Regions from separate parts of the Mus musculus genome. Here region 1 is linked to region 2. Evidence: chromatin loops called from intact Hi-C (ENCODE). Cell type or tissue: gastrocnemius. All regions are shown on one strand. Links, peaks and the distances in the headings refer to the core of each region. The heading gives the core; the rest is flanking DNA.

The links. Hi-C counts contacts between places; a loop is a spot of excess contacts. Peaks named below come from ENCODE experiments on the same cell type or tissue, not always from the same donor. Only the 100,000 strongest peaks of a DNase experiment are listed, where the experiment ranks them.
Region 1: it touches region 2 in a loop (2.0-fold over the local background); 10 of 42 quality-filtered maps call a loop at or near these places.

What each region holds. Positions count from the first base shown.
Region 1 is chr7:44,760,528-44,770,780 of GRCm38, reverse strand. It overlaps Vrk3 (vaccinia related kinase 3), which reads right to left. Exons shown (of 15, transcript NM_133945.1): 6 at 9,839-9,903; 7 at 7,724-7,790; 8 at 6,572-6,656; 9 at 5,893-5,998; 10 at 3,567-3,659; 11 at 2,206-2,338; 12 at 1,128-1,248. Among named protein-coding and RNA genes, the nearest start is that of Vrk3, 17 kb to the right of the region's middle. In gastrocnemius, for the core only: no CTCF peak of the experiment used is centred there; no DNase peak of the experiment used is centred there.
Region 2 is chr7:44,816,680-44,824,351 of GRCm38, reverse strand. All of the region lies in intron 1 of Nup62 (nucleoporin 62), which reads right to left. The region is part of intron 1 of Il4i1b (interleukin 4 induced 1B); the gene reads right to left. Among named protein-coding and RNA genes, the nearest start is that of Il4i1b, 4.1 kb to the right of the region's middle. In gastrocnemius, for the core only: a CTCF peak has its summit at 6,050 (motif pointing left); a DNase peak (open chromatin) is centred at 5,292; H3K4me3 peaks cover 3,784 bases; H3K27ac peaks cover 4,000 bases.

The DNA.
Region 1 (10,253 bases), core at 3,778-7,777, 54 kb after region 2:
AAAGACAGACACTACTTCAGGCTCCTCCCTCAAGGCCCCTTTCCCTCTGCTTCTCTAGTTTAGATGGTCAGGCTGGCTCCTATCATTCATCTGATCTCTCCTACAATCAGCCAAATGTTCTCAAGCCCCACCCTCCTGCTTCTCAGTCCCTACTAGGCTCCTGACCTGTCTATGGATCTACTTCAGGCTTCCTGCTTCTGTGCGTGTTCCCTCAACTGCTCACTCTTTTCTCAGAGATCCCATCTTCCCAGGGACCAGCTACCAATCCTGGAGACAGCCAGGAAGTCTGACCTCTGTTAGCACCTCAGTCTCCTGTGAAGGCCATCCTGGACCTTCAGGGCTTCTCCAGGATTGGTTTCTGCTGTCCTTGGTGCTGAAGCAATACCCCAGGCACCCAGCAGATGCCACATTTTCTCACAATAGAGCAAGCCCTAAGACCAACATCTAGTCGTCCCTGGTTCTGAAGCCTCCTTTCAAAGTCATCTGTGTGCTTAGATTTCCAAAGAGGAATTCCTGCCGCTATCCTAGGTGCTGAATGGCAGTTAGGAGGCACCAACACGGGTGTGTAGCTGTCCTCGGTGCTGAACGCCAGCACACTGCTTCCTTCTATCATTAACAACTGTGTAACTGCCAAGTACAACTGCCAAGATCTAAAGGCTCACTGAGTCTTTACCTCCTAATCCTGGAGGTATGGAGGCAGGGTGACTGACTGGAGGTGTAGGCCCTCAGACTACAGCCTGTGAATAAGTTGTGGTGTGTTGCATGCAATGAGCATTAAACCCTGTACAGCGTGCTTACTCCCTAATTGTGTATGCTTGTGACTCGGGTGCTGCTTACATAGCAGTCTACAGTGGGAGAACAACAGGGCTCACATGGCTCACAGAAGTGAAGGTCACCCAGCACCCGGAACAGTGGGCCAGAAGCCGACCCTGGGCGGCACGGCCCCAGAGCTCAAAACTGTCTCCTGCTGGAATGCATGGCAGAGAATTCACTTGAGGCTGCAGAAGGCTGGGGCTCTCCTGAGTGGCTGTCTACCCATCCCTTCTGCTCCTCACAGGGGTCTGAACTCCTCCCCTACCAGAGGAGAGCTTGGGCTAGTACAGGGTGCTGCAGACCCTCACACTCACTTCTGCTTCTGCCTAGTTATCTTTTCGGTGTTGGGAAGGCAATTTGTCCATGGCAGGGACCCATAAAGCCACTTGAGCATACAGTAGCCCAAGGTCTGGAGATCGCTGCGGCGGGAGGGTCCTGGGGAGAAAGGGGAGAGGTGGTAGCTTAGTCCAGCTGTCAGACCTCTTCATGGGTCTACCCCCAGCTCTCCACTCCAGCCGTGAAAACCATCTTAGCCATCACTGCTCAGTCCCTGGCTTCCCTTATATGGCCCACGACTCTCACATACTCTGCTGCTGTCACCCACTCCAGTATCCCATTGCCCTGTCTGTTCATCCTCTGTTAATACAGTTATAAAGGAGCCCTGGGTGCCTGTGCACCCAGCCCGGCCTCTCATCTCCCAAACCGTTCATAGTTAAGTGGGAAAAGATTGTGGTGCTGAGCTACCTCATCATAGAGGAGAGAGAACAGGTCACTTTCCTTTTGCCTCCTAACTCACTCTTCAGACAGCTGCGCACTAAGATGCAGTGCAGGCACGCCCCTGTGCAGGGACCTTAGTCTGATGGAAGCATGTGTGCTGGCAGAGGGATGGTCATGACACAGACTCAGAAAGAGGGGCTGGGGGACCTGTGGAAGGCTGTCAGCCCTCTTTGCACATTTTCCCCGGATAGCCTGATCCTCTTGTTCAGTGTGTAATTCCCACAAGACTACAAAGATCTCATGCTCCAGTAGTGAATGGCCCACATTTCTGTACTGCCCTTCCTAGGTGACCCTAAAACAGCACTCATCATCTCCCAACTCTGCCTGATTAGAAATCTGAACCTCTGGAAACATGACATTCCTGCCCAGCTGTTCACGTTCCTGGGTTCTAGATCCCATATGCCTACTACTCAAAGGCCACCATACAGCCCTCCTTGGTTCTGAAGAAGAGAACAAATTCCCTCACATGGCCAGGACACCCCCACAGTCCCAGTCCCCACCAGGGGACTTTTATGCTCCTCTACTTCTGGTGTCTATTATGCATGATCCAGAATGTGGAGGCCATGGGTGTGAGCGTAGCATGTAGGAGGCATGTCGTGGTGGAGCCGCTCTCACCGCATCCCTTGTGCAGGTCCATGCTAATGAACTCCAAGTCCCCATCGTGTGGACTCCTGCTGCCTTCTTTGTAGGCCACGTGTTTGCCACCTGGGCAGTATCGGTAGGTGAAGCCATAGCCCACCAGGGTCACCTGTGGACAAGGAGGAGGCACACAGACCTGAGGTTAGGGCTGCAGACTCCAATGTGGCATAGCTGCCTGTGTCAATCGCTGCCTATCTAATCCCAGCAGCTGTGAAGGGGGAGGCGTGGGGTTGGCTATGACTGCAGGAGGCCAGGGTGGGGCTGGCTATGACTGCAGGAGGCCAGGCGTGAATTCAGCAGCATCCCTACTTTGGGCCTCAGCTGAGATGCAACACTATGGTGGACCAAGTGTGGAGTGGGGGCTGCTCACATTGCAGGCTAAAGAGTAGAGAGCAATGGAGGGGAGACAGGGAGAAGACAAGAAACTTCTTCCACGGGCTGGAGAGATGCCTGAGCAGCTACAAGCACTGGCTGTTCTTCAGAGGCTCTGTGCTCAATTCCCAGCACCCACATGGCAGCTCACAATAGTCTCTAACTCCAATTCCAGGGACTCCTACACCCTCACAAATATACACATGCAAGTGAAACATCAATGCTCATAAAATTAAAATAAATAGATCTTGAAAAAAAAAGATGCACCCTTGAAAGGCATGCTCTTGGGCCCCACTCCTCTGGATTCTTACCACCTTGTAAAGACACCACCAAATGATGGCTCCAACAGTGGAGAAGTCTAGTGTGGAGTCAGAGCCCTTTGATCAAGTCACACACAAACCCCAACTCTGAACACTAAGCTGGGAACTGAGCTTTCAACACATAAGCCGCTTAGTTCTGACCTTGCTTGAACTCCTAGCACTCCACCTGCCTTAGGTCCTAAAGCTCCACCAGCACATGTGCCTTTGGAGAGACTCATATCCAAATGCTAACACTGTTTTTGGAGACCCCTGAAGGCCAGGCTAACCTGAAACTGTATGTACTTGAGGATGACTGAACATTTTTGTTTTGTTTGAGACAGGGTCTTTACACAGCCCTGGGTATATTTGAACTCACTATGTAGACCAGGCTAGCCTTGAACTCAGAGATAACCTGGCCCTGCTCCCCAAGTGCTGGGATTAAGGCATGCACCATTGCAACCAGCTTAGGGTAACTGAACTCCTGATCCTCCTATCTCCACTCTCTAAACGCCGAGATGATAGCTGTGTGCCGATATGCCCAGTTTATGTAGTGCCAGAGATGGAACCCAGGGTTTTATACATGTTAGGCAATGGAGCCACATCCCCAGCACCACAAAAGTGTGTGTGTGTGTGTGTGTGTGTGTGTTGGAGGGGTCTCGCTCTCACCTGGCTCAGATCCTCTGGATTCACAAAGACATTCTCAGCTGTCAGGTTCCCGTGAACATACTCATTTTCATGGAGATACTCCAGAGCATCCAGCTGGAGGAAGGAAGTATTGAGGTGGGATGACAGAGCAATGACAAATGGGGAAGGGGCAAAGCTGTCAACCTGGGACCATCACTGTGAGTGGAGTACCCTGCCAAGTTCTAGGGTTGCATTCACTGTGGTGGCAAGCCTGTGAAGAACTCAGCAGTCAGCTGGTGTGTGGCTTTTCCTCTACCTCCTGTGCTGACTTAAGACGTTCCCCTGCAGCTGCACTGCACTGCACCCTGCACTGCACTGTACTCTGCACTGTCAGAGCTCTGCTAAGTTTTCTAAGAGAGAAGGCAAATGGTTAAACTCCTCACTGGGGGTTCTAGGTAGGCGCTCCGGTGTTGAGCTACGTCCCTTCCCAGAAATTTCTGCCTGTCTGTTCAGCTCCACCTTTTACATGAAGCTTTGGAGTGCCGTGAGGACTCATCTGGGTGTCAGTCACATCCTGCTTATCTCTGCAGACACCTCCTTGACTCTGGGGCTGAGCCATCCATCACGTACCCCTTGTTCTGATTTCTAGTCTCTCCCTCCCCTGGCCAGGATGCTCTGCAAACCCATCTTCTTCCAGCCGAGCCTTCATCTTGCCTCTAGTCTTCTTACTCCAGCTCAACTCTGCATGGCTTGAGGGTCTTTCTGCCTCATCTGCCCAACTTTCTCATGGATCCCAGTATCCCCTGCTACTTACCTGGAACTTGCAACCCTGTGATAGTCGCTTGCTGCTCTCTGCACACACCAACCGCCCCTCTCCCCACTATACACTGAACTACAACATTTACCTCACCCAACAAGCGCATCACCCCCTTGGTACTTCTATCACTCCAGCGATGTGATCCGACTCCTTCTTCATTAGGCACGGGTCATTTCTAAAAACCAACTGTTTGCCAGAGCCCTACCACCTAACTGTGCAAATGAAGTCATGAAGACAGGACTGGCTGCCCTCTGTTCCACCCCAGCCAGGGGAAGCTTGGTATATGGTGACTACTGAGAGCACAAATGAGTCAATGAATGGATATGGGAGTAAGTGAATGAGTGACAGCTGTACAAGCTGTGGTGGTTTGAATGAGATGGCCTCCAAATAGTCTTGGGTATTTGACAACTTGGTCCCTAGTTGGTTCAACTGTTTGAGAAGCATTAGGAGATGTGGCCTTGTGGGAGGGGGTGTTACTGGGGTTGGACTCGTGGTTTCAAAAGGCTCTTGCCATTTCCATACGCACTCTGCCTGTGCTCTGTGGCTGTAAGGTATGAGTGCTGGCTGCTCAGCTGCCCGATGACTGTTACTGCCACTCTGCCATCATGGACTCACCTCTCTGGAACTGGAGGCTTTCTTAAGTGATCCTTTCTAAGGGGAGGTTTTGATACTAACATCCTGTTTCCTGATTGGTTCTTGATTTGTTGGTAAAGAAGGCTGGGGGACAATTGCTGGGCAGAAAGTACAGGTGGGACTTCCAGGTCCCAGGGGAAAAAGGCAGATGCGAGGAAGGAAGGAGAGGGGGCTTTTTCTGCCATGCTTTGGAGGAAGAAGAACACAGCAGTCACGAGAGGTCTCGGGGAGAGCTTGGGCCTATGGACTCCACTACAGGCAGGTGGCCAAGGCTGCTTGGCAGGGGCTAAGTGGGACTAGCCACTAAGTTTAGGGCAAGTGGAGAGGCGGAGATAATAAACTGGAAAGGGCACTCTTTTCAAGGTGGGAGATATCTGCCCCCAGCAATTGTGTCTAGAAGGTAAGTTGTAAAATGACAAGCTGTGTGTGTCTTTTATCCTCAGGTTCAGGGAAATTGGAGAGGATTGGTAGCAGAGTCACCCCCAGAGCCAAAGGTGGGCAGTACAAAGGGAAGGTGGGAGGGGCCTGAGCTCAGTCCATCATGGCAAAGGTGGTAGTTTTTTTAAAACTACACACAACAGTCCTTGGTCACAATGTCTTATCACAGTAAGAGAAGAGTAACTAAGATAGCCTTGGCCCAAGTGATCTCCTTAGCCTGGGAAGTTCTCTTCCATAACACCACGAGTCCTTGTCCCAGCGCCTTGCTACTTTCCACTCATCTCGAGAGTCCAAGCTCAAAGCCATGGCCTGCACCCTCTGTTCCAGGCTAGACCTCCTGGCTGATCTTACGAGGCATCATCACCCCCCAGGGCTAGACCACTGGCATTCTGCCCTCTGTGCATCCCTGAAGATCACTTTATCAGCCTGATGGGGAAGTTGGGGTTTAAAGAGGATGTGGGATGGTTTTGAGGTACGTACCAGCCTGCAGGCCACCTGAAGCACACATCTCTCTGATACCACATGCTTTGGGTTGTCATCCAGGGCTGACTGAAGGCTCCTCCCCAGGCTGGGGAATACTAGGAACCTAGAACACAGAGGACCTGGGGAGCTGGAGATATGCAATGCCAAGCCCTGCAAGATATTCTATAGGGACTGGGCAGTGCTGGCAAGCTAGGACAGTAGTCTCCACCAGTGCTAGTGTACAGCTGTGTGCGCCTCCCGCTTTCCTCTAAGTTCTCACGCTGCAGTTAAGGGGACTGAGGTGCCTCACCCCTTAGTTCTTACCCAATCTGTAAACAAGTCCATTTACTTTTGCCAATGCCCACATCCTGGTTCGAGGCAAGCAAGGAGCCTTTTAGGTGTTTCTTAGCCCCTGCCCTCTGCTGCTTCTTTTCCCTTTCCCTCTGCTGCCCAGATTGAAAAATGAAATGAAAATTTAAAAAGCACAATTACAGGACAGTGGGGCTTTGGTCAGCTGCTGTTCTGCAAGTGAAGCTGAAGAAACTCAGCATTTGGCCAGCTGGACCTACGCTAATCACGAGGCGCAGTCCCATCCTGAGGGAAGGCAACCCCTTTGTCCCCGAGAAATGCCCATCCATGCCACAGAGTGACCAGCAGGCGGGAGCAGCGGGGGCGGCCAGCAAGCGAGGAGGCTCACCTGTACTTGTCCTGGTGAATGCCAAAGCCGATACAGGTGGGGATGGCCAGGAGCGGGAGCAAGAACTGCTTCTTCCATTTGTTCACTGCAGGAGGCAGAGACTCGGGGTCAGATCCATGGCCAGTGCCAGTCCCAAAGAAACAGCCTCTGCTTAGGCCAGAAGCAGAGAGAACCCAACCAGACTCTCGGTCTCTTTATTGGTTCTCCTTGGTCTGACAGCCTTGTGGGTGTCAGGGAGAAGAGGCAGGGATACAGGTGGGCACATCTGTGGTCCATGTCTACAGGTGACTTCTGAGCGAGCATGCACAAAGCTGGCATGAGGGGAAGAGGGTAATTGCAACAGGGCGGGGCTTTGATGGGCTCAGTTGGCAGAGTGCTTGTACATTAAATAATGTTCTATCCTCAGCACTGCATAAAAGCTACTGTGGCGGAGCACACTGGTAATCCTGTTACTCAGGAGTCCAAGGTCTTCCTTGGCTACATTTCTAGTTCAAAGAACCCAGGACTTCAGGAGACTGTGTCTCAAAAACAGAAAAGAAGGGAGGTGATCTCTGAGTTTACAAGTAAAGCTGACAACAGCATCACTGGGGCCCTATGCTACTGCAGAGGACTGTGTGTGTATGTGTGTGCCTGTGTGTGTATGTGTGTGCCTGTGTGTGTGTGTGTGTGTGTGTAGACCTGGCCAGGTACAGGTGAGCAGGGAAACCCATGGGGGCTAGCATCTCAACTACTACCTATGAGGTAAATCCTTCCCACCAGGCCAGTTTCAGGGCAGCAATACAACAGGACTGAATGCAGCTGGACGGGGCAGAGCATGCAGAGTAGCATTTCCACAGATTTATACAACGCAGATCGCATGGCTCACAGAACACAGAAAAAAATGTGAGTAATTTTGTTTTGAATGTAACCAATTTGGTTAAAAGTTTCCCTAACAATTTATGATGTCACAGCCAGCACACAGTGTTCATGACAGTCACCACATATTTCTTAAGAGCTGCTACAGGCCAGGCCCACCTGTCTGTCCTCTGAGGGTGATGGGGGCTGGCTTGTGTGTGCAGGAGAGATGCACACTCAGGTCTTTGGTCACTTCATAAAATACCTCGAGGACCCTGTCACCCAACCCAACTCCCCTGCCCAGTCCCCGTGGAATACCTTGCAGAGGCTTGGCTACTCTCTGAAAGAAGTTCTGCTCATTGAAAAGGCGCCCATCCTTGGAGTCCTGGGGATGACAGGGGAGCAGAGCAGAGACTGTCACACCCAACTCCCTTAGACAAGGGCCATAGATTCCCACAAGACCTCACTGCCACTTCATCAGATTCAGTCTCTTCCTGTCCTACACCAGATCCAGTTCCTGGACTGTCACGGCCGAGCAGGCTTTGCTTCCTGGTGCCCAGCAATCTTTGATTATTTTATGGCAAAATCCACGCATTTGCCCCCAGATATGTGGCCCTCAGCTAAAACCTTAATTTTCTAGCCTCCTTTTCAATGAGGCATGGCTTCATGATCAAGTTCTGGCCAATGAGGACATGACTAGAACTTCCAGGGAGTTCCAGATCAACCTAGCCTATGTACTAAAAACCTGTCAAAAACAAACAAACAAAAATACGTATCAGGGGCTGAAGAGACAGCTCAGTGGTTAAGAGCACAGGTTGTTCTTGCAGAGAACCCAGGTTTAGTTCTCAGAGACTATCATCAGGCAGCTTACAACCACTTGTAACCCTAGTTCTAGGGGAGCTGGCACCCGCTCTTGGCCTTTGTGGGCACCAAACATGAAAGTGGTACAGATATACAGGCAGTCAAAATACTCCTACACATAAAATAAATACATATATTAAAGATTGGGTCTTTTTCATATATATCTATACACACACATCTCCATCCTTCCATCCATCCATCCATGAATGAATCAGCCAAGCCTAATTTTTTAGTTATACATAGTACTCTTCCTTAGTTCTTGTTTTTGTTTTGTTTTGTTTTATTTTTGTTTTTCGAGACAGGATTTCTCTGTGTAGCCCTGGCTGTCCTAGAACTCACTCTGCAGACCAGGCTGGCCTCGAACTCAGAAATCTGCCTGCCTCTGCCTCCTGCGTGCTGGGATTAAAGGCATGTACCACAACTTCCCGGCTGCCTCTGCCTCCCGAGGGCTGGGATTACAGGCGTGCACCACCACCGCTCGGCTTTTTTGTTTTCTCCCTTGGTTCTTATGACCATAGTGTTAGACACAGCGAGGTTTCTGTCCAACACCCTTCTCCCTTTCTCTCTTCTGGTCTCCCTTCCCTTCCCTTTCTCTCCCACCTCTACATCCCCTTAATTCTTCTAGGACATGGCTTCATGTATCCAAGGCTGGCCTCAAACTGCTGGTGTAGCTGAAGACTGTCAACGCCTGATTCTCCTGCCTCCACATTCTAAGTGTTGGGGTGACAGGAATGCACCATACCTGGCTTGTGTGGTGCTGGGAATGGAGCCTGGGACTCTGCATGCTGGGCAGGTACTATACTTCCTGAGCTGCATCTCCAACCTCACTCCTTTCTTCTTTCTTTCTACCCACCTCTCTCCATTCCTTTCTTCTTATCTGTTAAGTCTGGAATACAGTAGCTACCTCAAAGGCTTGCTGATAGAATCCAGGGACAGTGCATGGGGCTCACTTAGCTGGGGCCTGTCACCCAGGAGCTCTGCAGCAGATGGCACTAGGTCTTGGGGTTCCTGCACAGACATAGTCCACCCCTACATCCTCTTGCTCATGCTATCACTCTCTCCGCTTCCTGGCTGCCACAACTGGAGCTGCTCTTGGCTACACCCCTCCCAGGTGATTGACAAGAGAGCTGCACTGCTTGGCAATGCCTTCCCCATATGACAGACTCATAGTTCTGAAACCAGGAACCAGATAAACCCTCCCTCCCTTGATGTGCTTTACAGACATTTTGTCACAGTGACCAAAAGGTGATAAATACAGTATGTGACAATCACACTCTATGTATGAGGTGGGCATCAGAGGACAGGTAGGCACAGGAAGCTAGCTGTACTGATGCAGAAACTTGCAGCTGACAGGGGACAGGGTTCCACGGTCAGGAAACATCAGAGGCAGATGTAAGGACAAGCCTCACCTCTGCTCCCCAGTATGAGGAAGGAATGTGCCCAGCCAGGGTCCCACGGCTATTCACAGACCAGGAGCACCCTGTTTTCAGGGTGGGCTCAGAGGTCAAGCATGGATTTGAAAAGCCCCACACCTGCCTGCCTTTCTCAGCTGCTTGCTCCTGGACCACTCACCAGTTTGAGTGAGAATCTCCACTTCTGGGTCCTTGATTCAGAGGGGACGGCAGAAGTAGGCTCAGCTGTGGAGTGGCCAGAGAGAAACATTAGAGCAGAAGGGGGGTGTCAGGGCCTAATCCCCGAGCTGCTCACAACCAAGGACCAGTTCTCTGGTTCACATGGGGAAGTGCACACTTGGTGCTCAGCAGCTGCCCTTCATGTTTTCTGCCTCCCTATCTTCCTTCCTCTCTTCAAAGTTCCAAGGGTTGAATCTAGAGTCTTGTATTAGCCAAGTGTGATAGATCTGTCAACTTGACACAACCCAGAATTAAGTGGGAAGAAAGTCTCAGTGAGGGATTGTTTGTACTGGTTTGGCCTGTAAGGAAGTGTCTTATCTGATGTGGGAGAACTTAGTCCATGTAGGTGGCTCCAT
Region 2 (7,672 bases), core at 3,673-7,672:
AACCTTTATATTTTGATTTGCTTTAATCAGCTTAATGGCTGGGCCACTTCCTAACCTCCATGTGGCTAATCCACTCCCCTACCACTCCTCGCTGATAACTCAATGACTTATCTGAAGTAAAATAGTAAGAGGAAGAAGACAACGTTTGAAGCAGGGATAGTCTCTCCCTTGGTAGAGGAAGGGCATGAGCCTTTCAAAGACACTGACTAAATCCTGCCCCTGTGTGTCTGATGACTGTACCTGCAGGTTCTCAGCCTTCTCCCTCCTACCTCCAGTGATTTCTTTACCTCAGAAATCAGCCCACAGCTAATTAGCAATTACATCCTTTCTTACTCCCTAGGGCCTCCACCAGCTCAGGTGACAAACAGGTAACACCTGCAAAAACCTAACCAGCTCATCTTCAACTGGGAGCCTACAGCACAGAGGGTTAAAGAAAGGGTTTTTGAGGTAGAGTCTTGCAGTGGGCTAGGATGATGAACTTGGCACAACATCCATGTAGCTCAAGTAGGGTTCTAAGATGTACGTACCTTTTTGAGACAGAATATTGCTACATGACACAGTGGCTCGAGCTAAAGTCACAAGCATTATATCCCCTCCAACAGAGTTGGGAAGCCAGTTGTTTCCAGGGGCATGTATGTGGAGGAAGCTACTCCCATGTTAGCTCCCAAGGACCAGCATCTGCACTCTTCTGCGTTAGTTATCAGCGTCTCAGATATATATCCTCACCCACCAGAGGAGGCGCCAGAACTTCCACACCCACTATACCAAAACAACATTAATAAACATGAGCTGCCATTCAGCACCCACCTCAGTAAGCAGAACATACCCGTGTGGCCGACAAAAACAGCAAGGCACAAGCTCAGCCTACAGCATTCAATGTTAAACGTGATAAAGGCATTGACCCACCAAGTCTGTCTCTTGCAATCAAAGTACTTCAGACCTCAGATGCCACCCAGTAGGGAAGGTTTTCCCAAGCAAAATAAACCAACTCCTCCAGCTAACTACCTGTTCTTTAGTGCCAACAGAGGCAGACACAAGTGAATTACACAGGACAATACACCAGACAACATCAAGCTCTGCTTATGATAGTACCAGAAGCCCCAGGAGGTAGTGTCAGGCTTCCCCAAGAGATTGTTAGGGAAGGGTCCAGGGAATCTACTAGAGGCCCATTGTTAAGGACATATGGAGAAGCTACCTACTCAGGGTGGGAAGGGGTGGTGGCCTCAGGTCACAGTATCATTTTAAGAAAGGACTGCTCCTTGGGGAGGCTTATCACCACCATCGTCCAGAAAATCCAAGCTGGATCACAAAGAGGCTCCACTACACACCCATTAGGGTGGCCAGAGAAGAGATGAATTGGTGCTGTAGGGTGTGGCAGCCACTGGAAGTGCCTAGGCACTTTCCAGGCAGCAAATCTGGAAGTGCCTAGAAGTCAGTTTCTTTCAATGAAGAGCCCAGACCCCAGTACCCCACCCCAGAACGGTAACACCAGCCCAAATAGGATAAAAACATCCCAACCAATGACCATCAGTTCATCAAAAACAATGAAGGGCCAAACAAACATCCATCCATGGACTGTCAGTCAGCCTCAAAAAGATAAGGAAGGGGGGCTGGTGAGATGGCTCAGTGGGTAAGAGCACCCGACTGCTCTTCCGAAGGTCAGGAGTTCAAATCCCAGCAACCACATGGTGGCTCACAACCATCTGTAACAAGATCTGACTCCCTCTTCTGGAGTGTCTGAAGACAGCTACAGTGTACTTACATTAATAAAATAAATAAATAAATAAAAAAAAAAAAAAAAAAAAGATAAGGAAGCCTGTCTTAGTGATATACACATGTAATTCCAGCACTTAGGAGGCAGGAGGATCAAAAAGTCTGAGGCCAGCTTCTTTCTTTCTTTCTTCCTTCCTTCCTTCCTTTCTTTTTTTTTTTCCCCCAAGACAGGGTTTCTCTATAGCCCTGGCTGTCCTGGAACTCACTCTGTAGACCAGGCTGGCCTCGAACTTAGAAATCCACCTGCCTCTGCCTCCCAAGTGCCACCACTGCCCGGCTTAAGACCCTGTTTCGAAATAAGTAAGTGGGGCTGGAGAGATGGCTCAGCGGTTAAGAGCTGTGACTGCTCTTCCAGAGGACCTGAGTTCAATTCTCAGCAACCACATGGCAGCTCACAACCATTTATAATATGACCTGGTGCCCTCTTCTGGCCTTCAGGCTTATACGCAGAGAGAACATGGTATACAAGATAAACCCTTTTAAAAAAGAAAAAGAAAAGAATTTAAAAAGGGAGGAGTGGGAACATCCTCTTGGGAGACGGGGGTGGGGGTTGGGGGTGAGTGGGTGGAGAAGGAATGGGATGAGGAACTGTAGAGGGTGGTAATGACTGGACTGTTAGAGCAGAGGCAGCACATCACCACACAGCTCTGTACAAACACCAAACACCACTGCTGGGCAGGCCAGGCTCTTCTGATTGAACACCAGGAGGCACCAGTGTGTCCAGAGGACACACTGTCACCGTGCACTTTTTTGGCCCTTCTCTTGAGGGCAAGGCTCACCTAGGCTATATGATATGGTTTCTGTGGGGAACAGAGGTGATAGCAGGCTGTGGCCTCCCTTGCTCTCTTCCTGCAGTTCTGCAAGAACCAGTGCCTTGCACACCAAGAGGACCCTATCACTGAACTAAGCCATACCCTCAGGCCCTTTAAAATTTTTATTTTTGACCCAGAGTTTCAAAGTTGTCAGGGCCTCTAAGTCACTCCAGCTGGCAGTGAACTTCCAAACCTTGTCTCCATCTCCAAATGCCAGGGTTATAAGCCTGTGCCACTAGTCTAGGCACCTTATCTGCTTGATTATCTCCTAGCAAATGAGGTAGAAACTTGCTATCGTTCCACTGAAGTCAAGAGAACTTCAGTAGCTGTCTGCTGAACCTCTCCTACAAGGCATTCTTCCCCCCACTTCCACTCCACCCACCAGAAGATACCTCTAGCCTCTCAATCCTAGTTTCAGAAGACATCCCAATCACTCCCATGTCCTACTTAGGTGTCACTCCCAAATACAACTTAGTAGGAACAGAGAGCATCTCCTGTGCCCAATGGCTATGTTTGTAGCCCTGCTGAGGTGCAGCCAGAGAGAATACAGACTCCAAACCACCCACATTAAAGCTCCAAGGGGCTGGACACAAATTGTTGGGTGTACGAGAATTTTGGTTTCCTTAAAAAAAAACGCAGAAATACTATAAAAAATGTTTTCATTTTAATTCCAGGTGTAGGACACGGGGCTGCTTCAGACTGTCCACAGCAGCTATGATTTGCCCTCATGCTCTAGCAGGGGCTTGATTCTGACAGCTGCAGATTCTGATTGCATGTTTAGAATTTTGGGGACTTTTCAGAGGGTACATAAATGCTAGGGTTCCTAGAGGTGTTGTTGGTGTCTCAGTTTGTTAAGTAGTTGTGCACAAAGAAACAAGATGTACTCATTCATAGTTCAAACTTGAATTTCAGACAAAATCTAGACATCGCCTTTCCAGTCAGCAGCTGCCCAGCCCAATCTGCAATCCCTTTTAGGTGTGGTCGGGGTGCTCAGCAAGTCCTCCTGACCCTTTGTAACAGCTCAGTCCTGATGCCTGTGCCCTTTCACCACTAACCCTCCACTACTTTCCCTGTATCCTGGCTAACAGCACATATCTCCTAGAGGACACAGAATTAGAGGTTGGATAATGGCCATGCAGATTCATCTACATCAGTACCCACGGCCTGTGAATATTATCCCATGGCAAAGCATTCAGTGTAGACAAGTTACATGAAGGCTCCTTCAAGACTCAATTATCCTGGACTATCTGGGACAGTCCAATGTTCAAGCACAGGGCTTCTGTAAGGAAGGCAGGAAGCTCAAAGGAAGAAGCTTCAAGTTGGACGGAGGCAAAGAAGCCTGAGGGGACACAAAGAGCCTCAAAATGAGGTAGCCTCTAGATACTGGTATGGCTAGGAACCCAGTGCCTTGGGAACTCCAAAATTCTATTAAGGTGCCAAGTGTGTGCTCTCTGAATCTTTTAACCTGTCATAACAGCAAGGGGGAGTTAACCAGTACAGGTGACACCCAAAACGTGGGAGCTGGTACAGAAGCATGAGGCCAACTCAGTGATAAGTTACAACAGTGACTTCTAAAGGGGAGGTGTTGTAAGAGAAGGGCAGGGGCTCTAGAGAACTCTGAGCATCTGGCCACGTGGCACTGCCCTTTCCCCAGCCAAACTGGCCTTGGCCTTCCTGCCCTTGTTTGCCAGGACACCCACACCTCCAACTCCTGTCCCTCTGGCCTTCGTGACCCAGTTTTACTTGTTCCCTAGCACTGTGTGGAGATTATGCTTTCGAGTTTTCTGTCCCCACACAAGCAACTGATTCAGAAGTGTGCTGCTGCCCAAGGGGGTGAGGTGGGGGTAGCACAGTGCTGGGGGCTATATGAACAAAGTCCCGACCTTGTCCTCTATGTGCTGGAGGAGATAGTCATGCACAAGTATGGAAGGACAGGAAGAGAAGCTACACCAGATTCTGAGCTCCTAGGAAGAGCTTTCCCTCAGCTACCCCTTTAGCATTACCTGGTACTGATGAAGACTCACCCTTCCCTGTACCAAGTGGAAGGGATACTTTTACTTATTAGGAAAAGGATAGACACACAATACCATGTACACTCACACTGGGAAGACAAGTAGCAGGTTGGTGCACACCCCACCAAAATCTAAGTAGGCAGACCAACTCCTGCCCACAAACAGAACCCATAAAGCCCAATCCTTTTCCATCACACAAGGCTGTTCTCTCAACTGGGAAACCAGGGCCTGCCACAATAGTACAGGGATGAGAAGCAACCAGGTGGACAAAAATAAAGATATACGAAGCGTCACAACAAAACCTCTTTGCACACTAACCAAAACAATTTAACAGCAACAACAAAATCTAGGTAATAGTCCAGGTTTGAGGCCTCACAGGACAGGGTGGGGAACTCTGCTCTATCAAAGACAACTGTGGCCATGCAAAATTCTTCTTACCCTTTTTCAGGCCCCAGTCTTGTCTTTCACAACTAAGCTAGTGCCTTTGGGATGCTAGGCCCCTTCTTAGCACAAAGCCCCAGATTTTCAGTGTTCTGCCCAGGGGGCTCCTATACAGGTCTTTGCTACCTAGGAGCTGTTGCCAGGTGCTCTGTGGTCCCCAGAGAATTCCCTCAGCCCTTCCTAACCATCAGAGCCCGGCTGATGCAACTGCCTGCAACCAGCCGCCTCACTCCCCAGCTCAGGCCCCTCCGCACTGGAAAAGAGTTCCAAGCAGCTCCACCCTTGCTTCTGGCTCCCCACAGGATTTGTTTTTTGTTTTTGTTTTTTGAGAGGAAAGAGACTAGGCTGCCACTTGAGCCGGGGTGAGGGTTAGGAAGAGAGAATAGCACACATGATGGACACATAACAGTCTGGTACTGGCCAAGGCTCAGGGTGGCAGGCCTCCAGGGATGATCACAACTCCCATAAAGTGACGGCTGTGCACATGCTGGGGAGGGCATGGCAGCTAAATGTGAAAACCAGCTCTTGAGTTAAGGTGGATCTGAGGGCGGGGGAAGCATCTGGGTAGGACCTCAGGAAAGAAAAAAGAAGTACCATGGGGAAGACTATGGGCTGGTACCCCCACTCTGCACTGTCTTTGAAACCTTTCGATTATTCCAAAAGTTTACTTTAAAATACCAAACTCAAGGAAAGGAGCACCACCGGCACAGCAACATGGCACAATGTTTCAAATAAAAACCAGCACCTGTGGGGCCCAGGGATGCAGCTCAGGTGGTAGAATGTCCATTTAGCATGCAGTTCATGAAGCTCTGGGTCCATCCCATTTCTGTATTCGTAGCAGACTCCACATGGACTTAACAAAGCCCATAGCTGGCAAGGGAGGGCTGGAGTCTAAACACATCAAATCACGCCTGTGCTCAAACACTGGCAGAAGATAAGAATTCACACTCTGATGGCTCAGTGTTACAGAGCACTGACTGCTTTTCCAGAGCAACCACATGGTGGCTCACAACCATCTGCAATGGAATCTGATGCCCTCTTCTGGTGTGTCTGAAGAGAACCTGTGTACTTACATAAATAAAATCTAAAAAAAAAAAAAGAGTGCCCATTCCAAGGGGAATTATCTCAAGGACTTGTAACTTTCAAAATCAGTATTCCCCACCTGCTCTGAATCTTTTACAGTACCAGGGATGGACACCAGAGTCTGGAAAGCAGTATTCTGGCCAACACTCTGCCACCAACCTCCAACCCCAGCCCATTACATATTTTTTTAAAATCAGGATCTTTGTTAAGTTCTCTAGACAGCCAAGAACTCACTTTCTAGTCAAGGCAAGCCTTGAGCTTTTTTCCTCCCCTTACTCAGTATGTAGACCTGTCACTACAGGTGGTGGAGGTCAGAGGACAACCGTCTAGAGTTGCTTTTGTCCTTCTACCAAGTGGGTCCTGAGGATGGAACTCAGGAGGGTTGAGTTTAGAGATCACCACCAGAGCCATCTCAAAGCAGCTCCAGCCCTGACCTTGACTTTCAATACTCCTGTCTTAGCCTCCTAAGTAGGTGAGATATCAAGCCTGGCCTCTGGACTTTTTCTTTTTAAAACACATTGAGGCCAGTCAGTATGACCCTGAACTCATGATTTCTTTTCTCCCATCTCCCAAATCCTGAGAATACAGGCAAGTCAAGCCCAATCCATGTGGTGCTTGGACAGAGACTAAGGTTCTGGTGTTAAAAACAGACGAGCATTCTTGAGCTCTATCTCCAACCATTCAGTCTCTCAGCTGCTACAAATATGACACACTGACTGACTTTCACATGGAATGCCAGCCATGTACATGAACATGGGGTAGAAAACAGGGTTCACGCATCATCCCCGGTGAAGGACAAGAGGGACTCTTTTACTAAATGGAATATAAATGTCCTATTTTGGACAGGATCAAGAAATAATTATCTAGTGGGGTCAGCAAGAGAGCAAGGACTGCAAGAAAGTCAGAGCAAGGGCAAAACCTTAGAGGTCGGCAGGGATGGCTGGAAACAGAAACCTTGGAGGTGGGACACACAGAACGATCATATGGCTAAGAATCTGGGGTAGGGAGAGTAAAAGAGGTGAAGTCAGGGTTTTTTTCTAAAAGAAAATACAATGACTGAGCAGTGGGTAAAGGCTGCCAAATAGTTTGACCCGAGTTCCGTCCCTGGGACTCACATGGTCAGAGAACCAACTCCTGCTAGCTCTCCTCTGACCACCACAATAAATGTTAAAACAAAACAAACAAAAATATGTTGAAGAGTCTCGTGGTTAGGACTTCGTGGCCTACTTTCCATAGCTGATATATCTGTGCGCGTATACAGCGCTCTACAAGTACTTGGGAAGCGTTATCTCGCGGTTGCTGCCTGGAACTCCTCTATGAAGCCTAAGCTAGCTTGCGCCATTCGGCGATGGGCTTAACCCACGAGGTCTCGGGTGGCAAATTCGTGAAGCAGGGAGAGAGAACGAGACGAGCTGGTTTCGGGTGTGAAAGACACATCGGATCTGACCGATTCAGGAGACCGAGCCCGGGCCCCCAGCCTGAAGCAGAGAGTGGAGGGTCAGGGCGACATGGCGGGCCCGGGGTCGCCACCGCCCCGTCGGGGCCGCGCGA